2 separate regions of the Homo sapiens genome follow, and region 1 is linked to region 2. Evidence: chromatin loops called from intact Hi-C (ENCODE). Cell type or tissue: gastrocnemius medialis. All regions are shown on one strand.

Region 1 (8,000 bases), 230 kb before region 2:
GTCCCTCTGCCCTGACTTAGACGGTGATCTCCAGGGCAGAAGCCAACTGATGTAATAGCCACGGCATAGTCCTAAACATGATGTAGGCAGTGGTGACCCTTAGTTCTCTCCCCACACTCTTCTTTGGCATGTAACTTAGCAACTGGATCGATCAGTCAAAGGGGAAAATGAACCCAGCACAGCCACTGTTTTTGCACCCCTGATTTGGGCAAAGGGGGAAAGTACTGAACCCAAATTCAGAATCAGGATGCAGTTGAGTTCTGCACTAGAAGAGAGGGCCCCCTTGCTTTTGTTAGAAAGACCAGGAGAGCTGCAGGTGGAGGGTGACATTTACGTGGAGCTGTGGATTTTGTCTTTGCTGGTGAAGCAGAGATGGAGGTTATCCCTGGCAGAGGAGCCTGCAGTACACAGCCTGGAGGAAACAGAGTGCTTGCCAGGCATACTGTGAGACGGGCCAGGGGTCTAGAGGCCATGGTGGGTGGGGAGGGCAGATGGTGGACCTGGGATGTCACTGTGTGGGGAGTTTTGCATGTTATGGTCAGACATCCTGGCCTGATCAGAGAGGCAGGGTGTGTGCTGGGCGGGTATGAGGGGGAGTGTCGGGGAGGGCACAGGGAATGTCAAAGGTTTCTAAGTATATCATGAGACGGTTAACTCTAGCTACAGGTTAGAAGGATTTGAGGCAGGGTGGAGCAGTAGGGAGACTGGATAGGGAAGTGTTTGCTGTAACAAGAGCTCCCAGGCCGGATGCGGTGTCTCATGCCTGTAATCCCAGCACTTTGGGACGCCGAGGCAGGCGGACCACCTGAGGTCAGGAGTTCGAGACCAGCCTGGCCAACATGGCAAACCTCGTCTCTACCAAAAACACACACACATACACACAAAAGAGCTCCCAGGCCAGGCCAAGGTCCAGCCAGAGCCATGGAGAGGGACAAAGGTGAGGCAAAGGTGATGAAAGTGAGATCTATTCAGAGGCTGAATGGAGGATTTGGGGGGCTGCATATGTCCTCTGGGAGGGAGAGGGAAGAATGGGGGCCAAGGTGCAGGCCTCCAGCTGGGAAGTGAATTCTGTCTTTGACACCTCTCATGTCCTAGACGCTGGAGCTGAACATCCCACAACCCTGTGTGGTGGGTTAAAAGATCACCTTTTACAATAGAGGAAGTAGCTGAGCTTCAAGATTAAGGACCTGCTCAAAGTTGTGCAGTGCAGCAATGGGGGCACCAGATTAGCAGCTGGGTCTGGACCCCACCACCTCACCACTTCCCACAGGAGTTCGCACTGTCGCGGCCTCAGGCCTCAGCCAGGGAGTGGTTGGAGTCTCACCGTTCCTGTCCCCGGGTGGAGGTGGGAAATTCTTCTCCATGAGCATCTCTCCTTGTCTTGGCTTTTACTACTTTGCCCTGAGGCATTTTGCTTTACAGCTTGACAGAACCGATGTCTCTGGAAATGTGTTTCTTTTCTCTGGAAGATGCATTTGGCTCCAGAAACTCTGAGCCTCTCAGAGGGTCTTTTGGGCAAAGCTTCAGTCACGGTGGAAGGGGAGGTGGTGTGCGCTTGGCCCTTGGCAGGCTGCAGGCCAGCCGACTGTGCGATGTTGCGCTGGTTCCTTCAGGTCAGCAGAGAGGACTCCGAAAGGGCCTGGTGATACTGCTACCTGTTCAGATGAACTACAGCCCAGCAGAATAGGCCTGAGTTAGGGGACGCACCCACCACCTTCGGCTCCTTAGGAGTTCAAGGAGCACAAGCTGTGGCCTGACAATCCCCCTCTAACTTCCTGCTAGGCCTCCAGAGCCTGGCGTTGCTCAATCCTTGTAATCCTTGATTAAAATATTCCCTGCGCCACCCCTCTCACCACTTGGCATTTCCTGCTACCAATCTGGAAAGCGGTATCACAAGTCTGTATATTAAGTTGTGAGAGAGATGGAGAAGGATCTTTTAAAGTCAGTTGCCATCTTCCTCTTTCCCCATCTGCCTACAGTCACTGCTGACAGGGTGATGGCAATGTCCCCAGGCACCCCGTGGCTGGGGGGAGCAGGAGGCAGAGTTGAGAATGCTTACCCTTTTGGATGACTCAGAGCCAGGAGATGATGGGATGTGGAAGGCAGGAGCCAGGAGGGGTACTGCCTGGATGGGCTCTGGGGTTTGTAAAAGCTGGTGCTAGGCCGGACAAGGTGGCTCATGCCTGTAATCCCAGTACCTTAGGAGGCTGAGGCAGGCAGATCACTTGAGGTCAGGAGTTTGAGACTAGCCTGGCCAACATGGTGAAACCCCGTCTCTACTAAAAATACAAAAATTGGCTGGGTGTGGTGGTGCGCACCTGTGGTCCCAGCTACTTTCTTGAACCTGGGAGGCAGAGGGTACAGTGAGCCGAGGTCACGCCACTGCACTCCAGCCTGGGCAACAGAGCGAGACTCTGCCTCAGAAAAAAAAAAAAAGAAAAAAAGAAAAAGAAAAAAAGGCTGGTGCTGGTGCGCCCTCACCCACACCCGCCTTGGCCCAGGGGCCTCCTGTAGTCCCCACTCCCGCCTCTCCCACTGCTTCCCACCTCCCTTCAATGTAGGCAATGAAGTTGAGCTTGGACTAGAACAGGCATCTTGCTCCAATCCTCCTTGTCTAATTTGCAGGGTTTTAATGTGTATTGCATTCACTATGGCACAATGTGCTTTGTCCTTGTCTTAATTTGGCAACATACAGAGCAAACCCATAAATCTCCTCCAGAGTTTACTGAATAGCTTTTCATGTAGTTACCAAATTGTATTTGCCATCTCCCTCAATCTTTTCACATGCATATTTGAAAGAATTATTCAAATGAATGATAATTACATCCTTGGAAAGTGGAGAGCAGTGGGGAGAGGGCTTTGAAGGCTGAGACAGAAAGCCTCGCCTCTGGCAGGCCCCCACCCCCACCCCAGGGGCTGAAGGGGGACCCTCTGTGCACTGACACCCACCCACCCAGACCTCTGGACAAGAGCAGGAAGTGCATTTAAACATTGTACTTGCCATTCTTTCAGTGCTCTCTTCCTCACTGAGTTCTCCTGGGGAACTAGGAAGGGAATCTGTTTGGCTACCTAATTAAACTTTCCTATTTTTAATCTCATGGTGAATTTGTGCAAAACACAAAGCCCAGGAAAATGCCAGTGGCAGCTGCTTCAGCATAAAAGGTGTTGTGTTTGCAGTGGGCATTGTCAAGAGTCTGAAAGCTAAATAGGCCTTCTCTAAAAACACCCTAGAACGTCCCTGAGCATGATTGGAAACATTAGAAATAAATGTACTGCCTTTTACTCTCCAGGGCTACAAAGAATGCTAGAGTGGAGACAAGAGTCCAGACTCTGAAATAACCTCCTTTGGACACAGAAGCTACCACTGTTGCTTATCAGACGCAGCGGGCCCTGGGTTTTTCTGGGGCCTTAAGCAGTGAACCCTGGTCAGCTGGCCTGAGTCCCAACCCAAGCCCATCACCACAAGCCTCAAGACAGGAAGATCTCAGTGAAACCTTTCCTCTAATCCAAGTGACATCATTGTCGCAGGTGTTTGTACATGAAAGCAGAGTGATGAAGGTGTGTGGGTCCACGGAAGAAGTAAAAATACAGCACTAGTTCATATTTTTCCTAGTCTCTCCCTGTTCCCAGGTAAAGTTATAGCATGTTCAAGGATGTGCATTTATAGCATAACTGGTTTCATTCCTCAGACCTAACTTTGTGTAGAATAACTCATACCAAAGGTGACTAAGGGCCCATTCCTAGCACTGCTTTGCAGCACACTGAAGTGGGAAAAAGAATTCTGAAAGCATGCACAGTGGGAATTGAATCACGAGGTTGTCTTTGAGTAAGTGCTTTTAGCTTTTGGAGTCTCAGTTTCCTCATTTCTAAAATAGGGATAATGCTTATTTCATAGGATTTTAATTTATGTAAATATATAGTACTGGACCCTCAGATGTGAGTATTCTTCCTGCTAGCCTTATCTCTCCAACTTTGAAAGCGGCAGTTGTAAACTAGAAGGGAATGCTTAAGGGAAAAACAGTTGCCCAGTGTCATCTGACATCTCCCCAGAAATGTACATCGTCCACCTGAGACCACACAGCAGCCATTGCTCTGTCCAGGTCGGCTCTGTAGGTTCTTACGGTAAGGGACCGACATTCCTTTTCACTTCGGTCAGGGGTGTGTGCGGTGGGGAAGAGACGCAGACAGGTTTGCGGAGCGCCACCTTCAGGAGTAAAAGTGGAGTGCAGGGGATGTTAGTGACGCCGTCGTAAACTGCTTAACTGTGAGATTCTGAAATCTTTTTGTAATTATCATTTGTTATTCCACTTTCCCTATTACAATGCAGATACAGAGGAAAAACCCTTAAACCTAGAAGAGCTGAGTGATGGGAGCAGCAAGGAAGTGGGTTCTAAGAACTCTTTGAAGGTTAAAATACCACTCCTGAAATAGACCTCACCAGTGAATAAATCAAATTACATTGATTGTTAGAATTCAAACTCTTCCACAGCATAACTATAGAGATAGGGAAGGCTCCATTGAGAAAGCCTCAAAATTACTACGCATTTAAATACCCCTAGTTATTTACATAATAATGGCTGTCACTTATTGAACACACACTATGGATTTGCATGTTCAAAGGGTTTTACTTGTTTCAACTCATTTAGTCTTAACAACCCTAGGAAATGGGGGCAATTATTACTCTGTTTAGTAATTTGCCAATCTGCTACATGTATGATGTGTGGAGCTGGGTGTGTACTCTTAACCCAAGGCCGATGACTGCACCTAGAGAGGAATACATTTTTTAAAAGGTTATTTTAAAAATCTTTAAAAAGGGAAACCTTTAAAATGTTAAAAAAATTTAAAAATCCTTTAAAAACACAAAAATGAAAACCATTAACTCTAAAACAGCAACAGAGGCGGAGGTGCAAAGGCTAACAAATAAGGATGTTTAACTAATGAGAGGCCCAACTGCAGGCGTTTTGTTTTGTTTTGAATAAATTCACTGTCATAGTTGCTTTTTACCAAACTCCCCTTCTCACATGCCACTTCATTCATCAATGAGTATTAACCCATTCTTCTTACCCAATGGTATAGGTGGAGAAGAAATAAAGTCCTTACCCCAGGTAACACTGTTGCCTAATAGAATATTCTCCTGGATTCTTGGCTCAGCCTGTGGAAGTACCTGGGGAACTCTCACACCTAATGCTTATTTTGAATATGCTGACTCCTCTGTCCACAATCAAACATCAATAATCAAATCTGCTGGCAGAGCCAAAATAAATGGTCTAAATCCATAAGCTTGCAGTTACACAGCTTAAAGTAATCAAGTGGGGGAAAAAAAGAATACTTAAGAATGCAAATGGAAATTTTAGGGAAAAAGAAGAAAAGCAAAGGTCCAAAAAGCAATGTCAGAGGAGAAACCCGCTCTCTGAAATAGTGGCTTCTCATGCAATGACACAGAACGTCCACATGCTAAATCATGAAGATCATGACAATACGGTGACTGCATCGGAAACAGAGTATTTCGTTAATAGAAAATTATTAGGACAATTGGGTCAGGAAGACACTGCTGTCTAGAATAGTCGGGATACAGCGAAGATTGCTGTTTTACTTCAGCAAGAACAGGGTGGATGCCGCATTGTATTTGTTTGCATCTGTCCTTGAGTCATCCTTACGCCCACGGTCATCACCACCATGTAGCTAGTGACAATAAGCCTGTGAGATAGGCATTCTGATCATTTCACAACGGTGTATGAAAAAGACTCTGAAAGAGAATAATTTGCCCAAATTTTACATATTGTGTGTCTCATATATATAGTTACCATAGTAATACGTGCAGGACTGAGAGTCAAACACAGCCCTGGAGTACCTGACAGCTGTCTGCAATCTCTCCCAATCTGTGCAGGAATTTCACAGAAGCAGAGCATTTCCCCACAATGATCTAAGTTTTCCAGCCTCAACTATTAAAGAGATAAAAATTTCAATTTCTGTGCATTCAAATCTATTCAATTTATTTTTACAAACAAAATCCTTATTCCTGTTGGCTATGTGGCCCCGTACATTCCAGGCCAGCTAAAGAAGTTAACTTGAAGAGGGATGTGTGGACCCTCATTCTCTGTGCCCCACTACCTGTCAGGGTGTCATGGACATCAGGGCTCAAAGTTTTGTGCATCCTAGTAAACACCACTGCACCAATGAGTCTTTTTGATACATTTTTTTTCTGAGACGGAGTCTCACTCTGTCACCCAGGCTGGAGTGCAGTGGCGCAATCTTGGCTCACTGCAACCTTCTCCTGCCTCAGCCTCCCGAGTAGCTGGGATTACAGGCGTGCGCCATGAAGCCCAGCTAATTTTTTTTTTTTTTTTTTGTATTTTTAGTAGAGATGGGGTTTCACCATGTTGGCCAGGCTGGTCTCGAACTTTTGACCTCAAGTGATCTGCCCGCCTTGGCCTCCCAAAGTGTTGGGATTACAGGTGTGAGCCACTGCGCCCGGCCTTTTCAATACAATTTAAATCAACTGGCAGCCCTCATAATCAGAAAAGAGGATGTCCGTGCCATCTAGCATTATCTTACAAACTCCCTGGACGAGGTCCCTACCAACAATACTCTTAGCCAGACACCTGATGATACTTCAAAAGCACTGGGAACCAACACTATAATGACGGGTTCAGGAAAAAAAAACACTCTCATCATGCCTTAAGTTATGTCTAGTTGTCTTTGACATTTAATTTCAATTTTCATAGGAATTAATCATGGCTCTAACATTTACATTGATACTGACCATGTGTTTATCTTACACAATGCTCATAATGTTAGCCACTGAATGCAGGCAAACTAGAGAAGTATGATGCTTTTATTTATTTAGCATCTATGATGCCATATGAGATCAATTTCTTCATTAAAGAAAAACAAACCAGCATAAGAAAAACGAATTAAAAATTTTTTTTTTCTCAGTGGCAGAATCACATAGCTGTTTCGATACAGATTTCCAGTAGGTCTAAAATACCGTTTTGGGAATTGTAAAGATTCCATTACAGAAATACACAGAACAGAGGATAAATACAATCACACTAGTTTATCAGATGGTTGCACTACACATCCTTTGCCTTACTTTTCCTATAAGAAAAGTTCGCAGGATCAAATAAAAAATTCTACTAGCAGCATATGACTCTGGTTTGGGAGGACAAAACCCTGAAAGGAAAAGATAAAATCAATAACCTGGTACACGTGCAGTGAAATGCTTTGTCTCTGCAGAAGTGTGCACGTTTGTGAATATTTCACATAAGGTAAGAAATTTCTAATTTCAAAAAAACTGAAGGAATCTGAACACCTATTCTTCATAAAAACAAACGATTGCTTTTCAATGCCTTTTTCCCTTGGAACATACGCTGCTTTAAGAAAGGTGGCGAAAGCTTCAATGAACAGCGTTTTGTTATTCATCTGAAACACTTGGACAGAAAATTGGCAAATTTGGTACATGGTTCAAGAAGTGAAACATTACAGATTTTATAAAACCAAGTTAAAACATGCACATTTTCTACTGCCAAATGGCCAATACCTTAAATTGTCTTTAAAAGACTAAGGATCTTAGGGGGAAAAGCCACTTCTAATACATAACAGTAACACTGCAACAGGAGTAATAATTAAGTTAACAGAAAGTATTAAGGAAAAACAAAGTAACCACTTAAAAAACAATAAACATTGTTAAAACCTACAGTTGCATTCCAATTTTAAAAGAAAGTTTAACTATTTAAGTGGATGATGATGTTCATGCTGTTTAAATGTTCTTATGAAAATGATTACTGATGCAACACCCGGTATAAAGCACTGTGAATAAACATGCTCAGCAGCGTGTACTTCCAACGAATTCAAAATTACATATGATCATATGAAGAATATCATTCACCAAGGACAGTCCCAAGGCATCTAAAAATCCTAAAGATCTGGACAGACAAAGCAGAGATACATTTTATTTCTCATAAAGAGTTACATTGTAACATGCCACTCACATTATAGCT
Region 2 (8,000 bases):
AACTGGATCATTCATACATTGCTGGTGGGAATAAAAGTGGTACAGCCTCTCTAAAAAACAGTTTGGCAATTTCTGAAAATATTAAATATGCAACACTTACATGACCCAGCAATTACACTCTTGGACATTTATTGCAGAAAAATAAAAACTTACATTCACACGAAATATTGTACATGAATGTTTATAGCTCTTGGTTTGTAATGCACAAAACTAGAAACAATCTAGGTGTCCTTCAGTGATAATTAGTTAAACAACCTATGGTACATCCATACCCTAGACTATTACTCAGCAATAAAAGGGAATGGACTATTGATACATACAAAAACTTGGGTGAATCTCTAGAGAATTACGCTGAGTGAAAAAAACCAATAATGCAAGATTCCACTTATAGAATAATCTCAAAACAATAAATTACAGAAATGGAGAATAGATTAGTGGTTACCAGGGGTTAAGACCCAGATATGGGATGAGGGGAAGGGAAATGTGTGTTTCTATAAAAAAGCACCGTAAGAGATCCCTGTGTTGATGGAGATATCTCTGTTTTGACTGGATAATGTCAATATACTGGTTGTTCCATTGTACCATAGTTTTGCAAGATGCTACTACTGGAGGAATCTGGGGAAAGGGTACATGGGATCCCTGTATTATTTCTTACAACTGAATGTGAATCCACAATGATCTCAAATAAAACAGTTAATTAAAAAAGGTAAAAAGTTGTGAAAAAGCAATAATTATTCTGTATTCAACAGCCTGTTGTCCATACATAATTCTTAGTACTTAGAACAGTTTTGGTAAGTAGAAGGTATTTAATTTTGCTGAATGAATGAATAAGACATGAGTTTGAAATAAGGAATTATGAACTTCTGATATGTATTGAAGATTCAAGGCTACAGTAACCAAAACAGCATGGTACTGGTACCAAAACAGAGATATAGATCAATGGAACAGAACAGAGCCCTCAGAAATAACGCCGCATATCTACAACTATCTGATCTTTGACAAACCTGAGAAAAATAAGCAATGGGGAAAGGATTCCCTATTTAATAAATGGTGCTGGGAAAACTGGCTAGCCATATGTAGAAAGCTGAAACTGGATCCCTTCCTTACACCTCATACAAAAATTAATTCAAGATGGATTAAAGACTTAAACGTTAGACCTAAAACCATAAAAACCCTAGAAGAAAACCTAGGCATTACCATTCAGGACATAGGCATGGGCAAGGACTTCATGTCTAAAACACCAAAAGCGATGGCAACAAAAGACAAAATTGACAAATGGGATCTAATTAACTAAAGAGCTTCTGCACAGCAAAAGAAACTACCATCAGAGTGAACAGGCAACCTACAAAGTGGGAGAAAATTTTTGCAATCTACTCATCTGACAAAGGGCTAATATCCAGAATCTACAATGAACTCAAACAAATTTACAAGAAAAGAACAAACAATGCCATCAAAAAGTGGGCGAAGGACATGAACAGACACTTCTCAAAAGAAGACATTTATGCAGCCAAAAAACACATGAAAAAATGCTCACCATCACTGGCCATCAGAGAAATGCAAATCAAAACCACAATGAGATACCATCTCACACCAGTTAGAATGGCAATCATTAAAAAGTCAGGAAACAACAGGTGCTGGAGAGGATCTGGAGAAACAGAAACACTTTTACACTGTTGGTGGGACTGTAAACTAGTTCAACCATTGTGGAAGTCAGTGTGGCGATTCCTCAGGGATCTAGAACTAGAAATACCATTTGACCCAGCCATCCCATTACTGGGTATATACCCAAAGGACTATAAATCATGCGGCTATAAAGACACACGCACACATATGTTTATTGCAGCACTATTCACAATAGCAAAGACTTGGAACCAACCCAAATGTCCAACAATGATAGACTGGATTAAGAAAATGTGGCACATATACACCATGGAATACTATGCCATAAAAAATGATGAGTTCATGTCCTTTGTAGGGACATGGATGAAATTGGAAATCATCATTCTCAGTAAACTATCACAAGGACAAAAAACCAAACACCGCATGTTCTCACTCATAGATGGGAATTGAACAATGAGAACACATGGACACAGGAAGGGGAACATCACACTCTGGGGCCTGTTGTGGGGTGGGAGGAGGAGGGAGGGATAGCATTAGGAGATATACCTAATGCTAAATGACGAGTTAATGGGTGCAGCACACCAGCATGGCACATGTATGCATATGTAACTAACCTGCACATTGTGCACATGTACCCTAAAACTTAAAGTATAATAATAATAATAATAAAAGCAACTTCCAGGAGAGGTAGATACTCTTTCTCTTCCATGATCTGTAGGTGTTTTAAAGTCTCCTCCTCTCTCCCCCATAATATTGGTTTATTCTTCTAAGTTTGTGGACAGAGCTTTGAAGAACTGAAGAAAGCAGAGAATTCCTGAGAGTACAAACTGCTCACACAAGCCAGTCGGAACATTTTAATTGTTCTAAATAAATTTTATTCACTTTTGCTCTTCCTTACTCTTTGGGGATGCCAGTTTCATAAATTACTTCCTACTCTGCACGTACTTGAGATTAGGGTCTTAGTTGGCACAGGGTCCAAGCAGCCGCTTGACCCAATGGTAAGTGACTGGGATGATACCCTCCCCAGGCTCCTATTTTATGTAATCCAGCACTCAGTGAGTATTTTGGAAATGAATATTTTGGGGAGAGAGGGGAAGGGGGTTATCCTTCTGACCTACTTACTGATAGAATTATCCGTGAGGGTGCAGTCAGCTTATCACTCATCTGTAGTGGGGAAACAATCTCAGCTGCTTAGGAGGCAGACAGGCTGCAGAAAGAAAGCCAAGACTCTGAGAACCCACTCTGGTTCAGAAACAGAAGTGTTTGTTTCCATCCTTACAACTCTGAGGCCAGGAGAGTATATTTTGCAAGTCATGAAGGAGAGATGATTGGGTCAATGACCAATTACGTTTCTGAGGAAATTGCTACGAAACAATACTCCACAGTCACAGCCAGAGGAATGCGGAAGCCTGGAGTCTCATACAACTGATGGAGCAGTTCCCTCTAGTGGTCGGAGCCTGCGCTACCGAATGAAGCAAAAGCATGTCTTGTAATTCCACAAATTAAGGCTCAAGAAAATAGACCCTTTTCTTAGTTCAGGCCATAACTAGCAACCTCTGATGTTCATAGGTGAATTTTCAAGATTTGTAAAACAAGCCAACTTCCATGGGCTCCAAGACGGGACCTAGGTTATGATTGGTAGACAGCCACCCAGATGCAAAATTGTGAGGTACTCATTTGCCTTTGACATCTCAGCCTCACTTTCATTATTAAAAAAACTTCCCTGTGCCACAAAACTTCTCGATTCTCCTGAGTGCAGCCCATCCTATATATATTATGAATACAAACCTATTGCCTCCATCAAGATCTGTGATCTAGTATCAGACTGTTAACATTTTTCTGTGAAATTAAGTATTTCCCAATGGAAATACATTCTAAGCCTTGTTTAATCCTCGTAACAACCATGAAGTAGGTTTCTATTTTATTTCTTGTTTTTCAGATGGAGAAACAGAAACATGGAGGTTATGTAAAGTGCCCAGTGTCACCTAGCTAGAAGGCTGACTCAAATCTTGAACTTGAGTAAAAAGACCGAGGTTATGTTCCTGATTGTGTGTTTTGGGGCAAGTCCTTGAAGCACCTCTGAGATTTTCTTACCTATGAAATGGGGATAATAATTCGTGCTCTGTGTACTGCGCTAGGTTACTATGAGACCATTCATTTATTTCCCAAATATTTGTTGAGTGCCAACCATATGTCTACTGGAAGCACAACTGTGATGACAAATGTGTTCTTGACTTCATGGGCTTTGCATTCCAATGAGGAAGACAGAAACAAACAAACAAAGTCATTGCAAATTGTGCTAAGGGTTTTGAAGGCAATGATGCAGGAGTTAAGTTAGGGAAGCAAAGTTGAGGGTGGTGGAGTGTGTATAGTGGTGTGACTGCATTACTTCAATTACTTCAGGTCGGGGAGTAGGGTGATCAGCAAAATCTCAGAGGAGGTGACATGTTAGTTGAGACCTGGGTTTGACTGGGAACTTGCTGTGGAGAAACATTGAAGAGGATGGGAGAATGGATTGTTCCAGATGGAATGGCATGTGCAAATGCCATGTTGTGAGAAAGAGCTGGCTATATTTGTAGAAACTGAGGAAGACCAGTATGACATCATCAGTGGAGTTATTGCACGTAAAGATGTGGAAAGAGCTATAAAAATTAGGGAGTACAAATACTCTGAAACAAAGGCACAGACACATTTGTTCCACTTAGGCCAGCTACAACAGAAGGTTTCATGAAAAATCTGGTTAGAATAATCCCAATCGTTGTTCCTCCTCTTTGCCTGTAGATGCATGTGGCAACCTCTGCTGCTGCCCATTTTTTAGTGTGGCGGGACAGTTTATTGAAACATTTGGGTCTATTTTTCTGTATTTTCTTCTTTCCTGTTCTCCTGCGCTGCCCTGTGTGTTTTGTCTCAGGAATTTTTTGCAGTTTTATTCAGTCTTTTTATTAAAACCCTATACCATGGAAGGAATAAAGCTGGGCACCATTTTTTTCTCTCTGTTTTCTCTCCATGCCACTTGTTTTTTTAAATTATGATTTTTATTTACCAAAGCATTATATAGTTATTGTAAAACACAGATATGCAAATCAAATAAATTTTAATTACCTAATATCCTACCAGGCAGAGGCAAGAATTATCAAGCTTTTAATGAATACATAGTCTTCTATAACCTACTGTTTTCCTTTGATATTCCTCTGCAATTCTTTTTAACTTTTAATATTTTTCAAAACTCGATTAAAATAATTAGGCCTTAAAAGTTACTAGCAAAGACAATCTTTTAAAGAATTAAACAGTTAAGAAAAATGTATAGGCTGTACTTACCATTAACTTCAAAGCTTAAGTATATGATTAATTAACTAAATAATGTTTTATCACACATTTAAAGTTTACTTTGGTGTCAAAAATCTCTAGAAAATTATCCACAACTTTGAGGATTCTGGTTTGGTAAGTGGTAAGACTTCTGTAGGTTCTGATATCAACTTAATCATTTCCCTTTTCTTCTCTCTGATTTCTAGTTCTCTAAGGTATCCTTACATCAGAGAGAAGATAGAAATAGCTATAGATCAAATTTAAAAAAATCCAAAAACTTAGCTGAGTATCTGGCACACAATAGAGATTCAAATAACGCTAATTTCTTTACTTCCATTTTCTTTCTCTAATCTAAGAACATAGAAGCTACCCAGGTTTATTTTTTTCCTAATTAGATGAAGATATTTTTCCTTCTTCCTCCCTCTCCCTCATCTCCCTTTCCTTCTTTCCTTCTTTCCTTTCCTTCCTTCCTTCCTTTCTTCCTTCCTTCCTTCCTTCTCTTGCAAGAATTATTACACTTTTCCATCTTCTTTCTAGCTGGATATTTAGATAAACTACTTATTGCTAATTAAGTTTGGATATTTATTACTTTTAGCAAGCACTCAATCAAGAAATATTTAAACCTAATATGTGCTGATAACTATGCTTGGATCTGTTGGAGAAAGGGATGGTAACAAAAAAATGAGACAAAGTATAAGTAACATCTGCTTTGATTTGCAAATTACCTCTACAGTTCTCTCAAAAATAATATTTTCCCCCCAAGTCTGCATCTCTTTCACAAAACATTACATTCCGAACAGAAATTAGGTTTTAACTCATTTCTATTTTTTTTTCTTTTTTTGTATTTGGCCTAAGAGGGCTAAGGTAGGATTATGTATTTCTCACTTTTTCTCATAATGTTGGGTGAAAAAAAAAATCAATCCTGACTCCCTGAATCCCAATTGCTACATTATAAATATACAAAAATGCAACTGGAAGGTCTTTGAACAAAATATTATTGGGCTTCTTATTTTAAATATTCTCCTTATGTGTGTCATTTAAAAAATTCATATAGTTTGGGGAAATAACCTTATTTTAAAAATATACCTTTCTTCAAAAAAAACAAAAACAGACAAAATAAATAAAATATACCTTTTTGAGATATTATCTTACCTTGCTGCTGCTATTTCTCTCTCTCTTCCTCTCAGTCTCTTCCTCTCTTCCTCTCTCTCTCTCTCTCTCTCACACACACACACACACACACACACACACCACAGTCACTTAATCTCATCCTCTTGCTTTGGGGACAAGCTTGGTAGCAAGTTTGGGGACAAACTGAAAAAATGGCCATGTAGCCAAAGAAACCAGATTGCAGCTTTCATCTACCAAGAAACAATCGTATATAGATGAGAAAATATTGAACATTTCTGACAGTAATTTAATGTGATCCATTTAAAAGTCAAATGACAGTTTTAAATATGGAAATTTTAGTTTCTCATCCACATCAACAGATATTAAAATTTCTACAATTCCTTATGGCTATGTCAGTCTTGATGTGCATAATGCCTTTTAAAAATAAGACTCAGCAGAAAAATCTCCATACTAATCTGGAGCTTTGGAAGAAACAAAATTACTTTTTTATGACAACTGAATAGCTTCTTAAATCATTAAAGTGCTCCTTCATTTTAGCCATCAGTTGCAGCTGAAGGCTAGATCCTGAAAACTGAAGTATTTCTAGCCTAAATATTGGAAGAATAGCCTGGTAGTTTGAGGCTGGAAGGACTCTTGGAGCCATCTTCTCCTTCTAGGCCCAGACTCCATTTCTCAAGGGACTTGTCCAAAGCCTTGTAGCCAGTTGAGGCAGGGTTGGGCTGAGAACTCATGCCTGTGATGTTCAATCCAATCCTATCCCATGTGCTAAGCTGTTCTCTCAGTCCTAGAGAACTATAGCCTCCCTCATTGTCTTCTCTGAGATCCATTCAATATTGTAAAAGGTCCATTTCTGTTGAAAGAGAGAGTGTCAATATCAGAGCAGGAATAATGAATCCTACCCCAAAGTTCTTAGGCACAGAAATACAATTCTCACGCATAGACATAAACGCAACGTTAATGTGATAGTTTGTCTTCAGTACAGCATATATAATGCTTTCTCTAATAAATTTCACTAATATTAACTGGATGCGTGGAAGCAAGAACCAAATCATACAAAAGAATGGTGAGTCCTAACTATGAAAACAGTAGAAGTTCTTTACCTAAGATACCCATAATTATGGCTTTCAATTGTTTTCTGTTTACTTAAAATCATTACATAAGCAAAGCATCACACTTTTGCAATTTGCTCTTGATTCTTGCCTACTACTAGGAGCTTAATTTGCTACTTTAGAGAGAGAAACTTTGCATAAACAGGGTCTCTTCCTCCAATTTTTTCCATATAAACAGCAATTATGTGATTTTTTTCTTGTATCTTATTTAGACAATTGAGAATGTATGTATAGTACTAAACATTTCTCTTTTTGAAATATAAATAACTTGACTTCCTTTGTTGACATTTTCAATTCTCCAAAAATTGAGGAAACAATGAGGGATTGGCTTTCTGGAACTTAATTCTAAGCAAAAGAGATTTAGAGTGAGACTAGATTTCTTAAGTGCAATTAATTGGTTAAATCTATATTTATGTTTTGATTTAGGAAATAATAGTTAAGAATAGAGAAATCTGATGCTTATTATTATTGGATAAAAGCATGCCAAAGAGTAGTAAAAGGTGCTGTAAAGACATGACTTGACTTTCAAAGGAGGGTGATTGAAGATTGGCTTAGAGGTGTTAGCAGAGAGCCAAGAGAATGCCACTCTCTCATCCTCTCAGGGCAGAAATACAGGAAGCTAGAGAAAAAAGGAGTGCCAACTTGAAGATATCTCTAGAGAATGGTGTTCACCGGGGAAAAAATTTAGGTTTAATTTTGTGAGTACATGTTTAGCTGGAGCTCACAACCCTTTACAACCCTTTTTCAGAGAGGTTTCAAATGTAAGCTCATTTGATCAAACACACGGGGAGCTCAGGCAATGATGTTTTTATTGGCATTTCCTTAGAGTAGTAT

The links. Hi-C counts contacts between places; a loop is a spot of excess contacts. Peaks named below come from ENCODE experiments on the same cell type or tissue, not always from the same donor. Only the 100,000 strongest peaks of a DNase experiment are listed, where the experiment ranks them.
Region 1: it touches region 2 in a loop (3-fold over the local background); 34 of 110 quality-filtered maps call a loop at or near these places.

The regions. Positions count from the first base shown.
Region 1 is chr11:110,170,525-110,178,524 of GRCh38, reverse strand. ZC3H12C (zinc finger CCCH-type containing 12C) reads right to left here. Exons shown (of 6, transcript NM_033390.2): 6 at 6,684-8,000. It also overlaps a transcript of RDX not described here. Among named protein-coding and RNA genes, the nearest start is that of ZC3H12C, 81 kb to the right of the region's middle. RefSeq lists an enhancer at 4,128-5,043. In gastrocnemius medialis, a CTCF peak has its summit at 4,202 (motif pointing left); a DNase peak (open chromatin) is centred at 4,180.
Region 2 is chr11:109,941,450-109,949,449 of GRCh38, reverse strand. LOC105369484 (a long non-coding RNA gene) reads right to left here and starts at 2,921. Exons shown (of 3, transcript XR_948004.2): 1 at 2,743-2,921. RefSeq lists an enhancer at 3,093-3,182. In gastrocnemius medialis, CTCF peaks have their summits at 2,843 and 3,063 (motif pointing left); a DNase peak (open chromatin) is centred at 3,049; H3K4me3 peaks cover 786 bases; H3K27ac peaks cover 1,022 bases.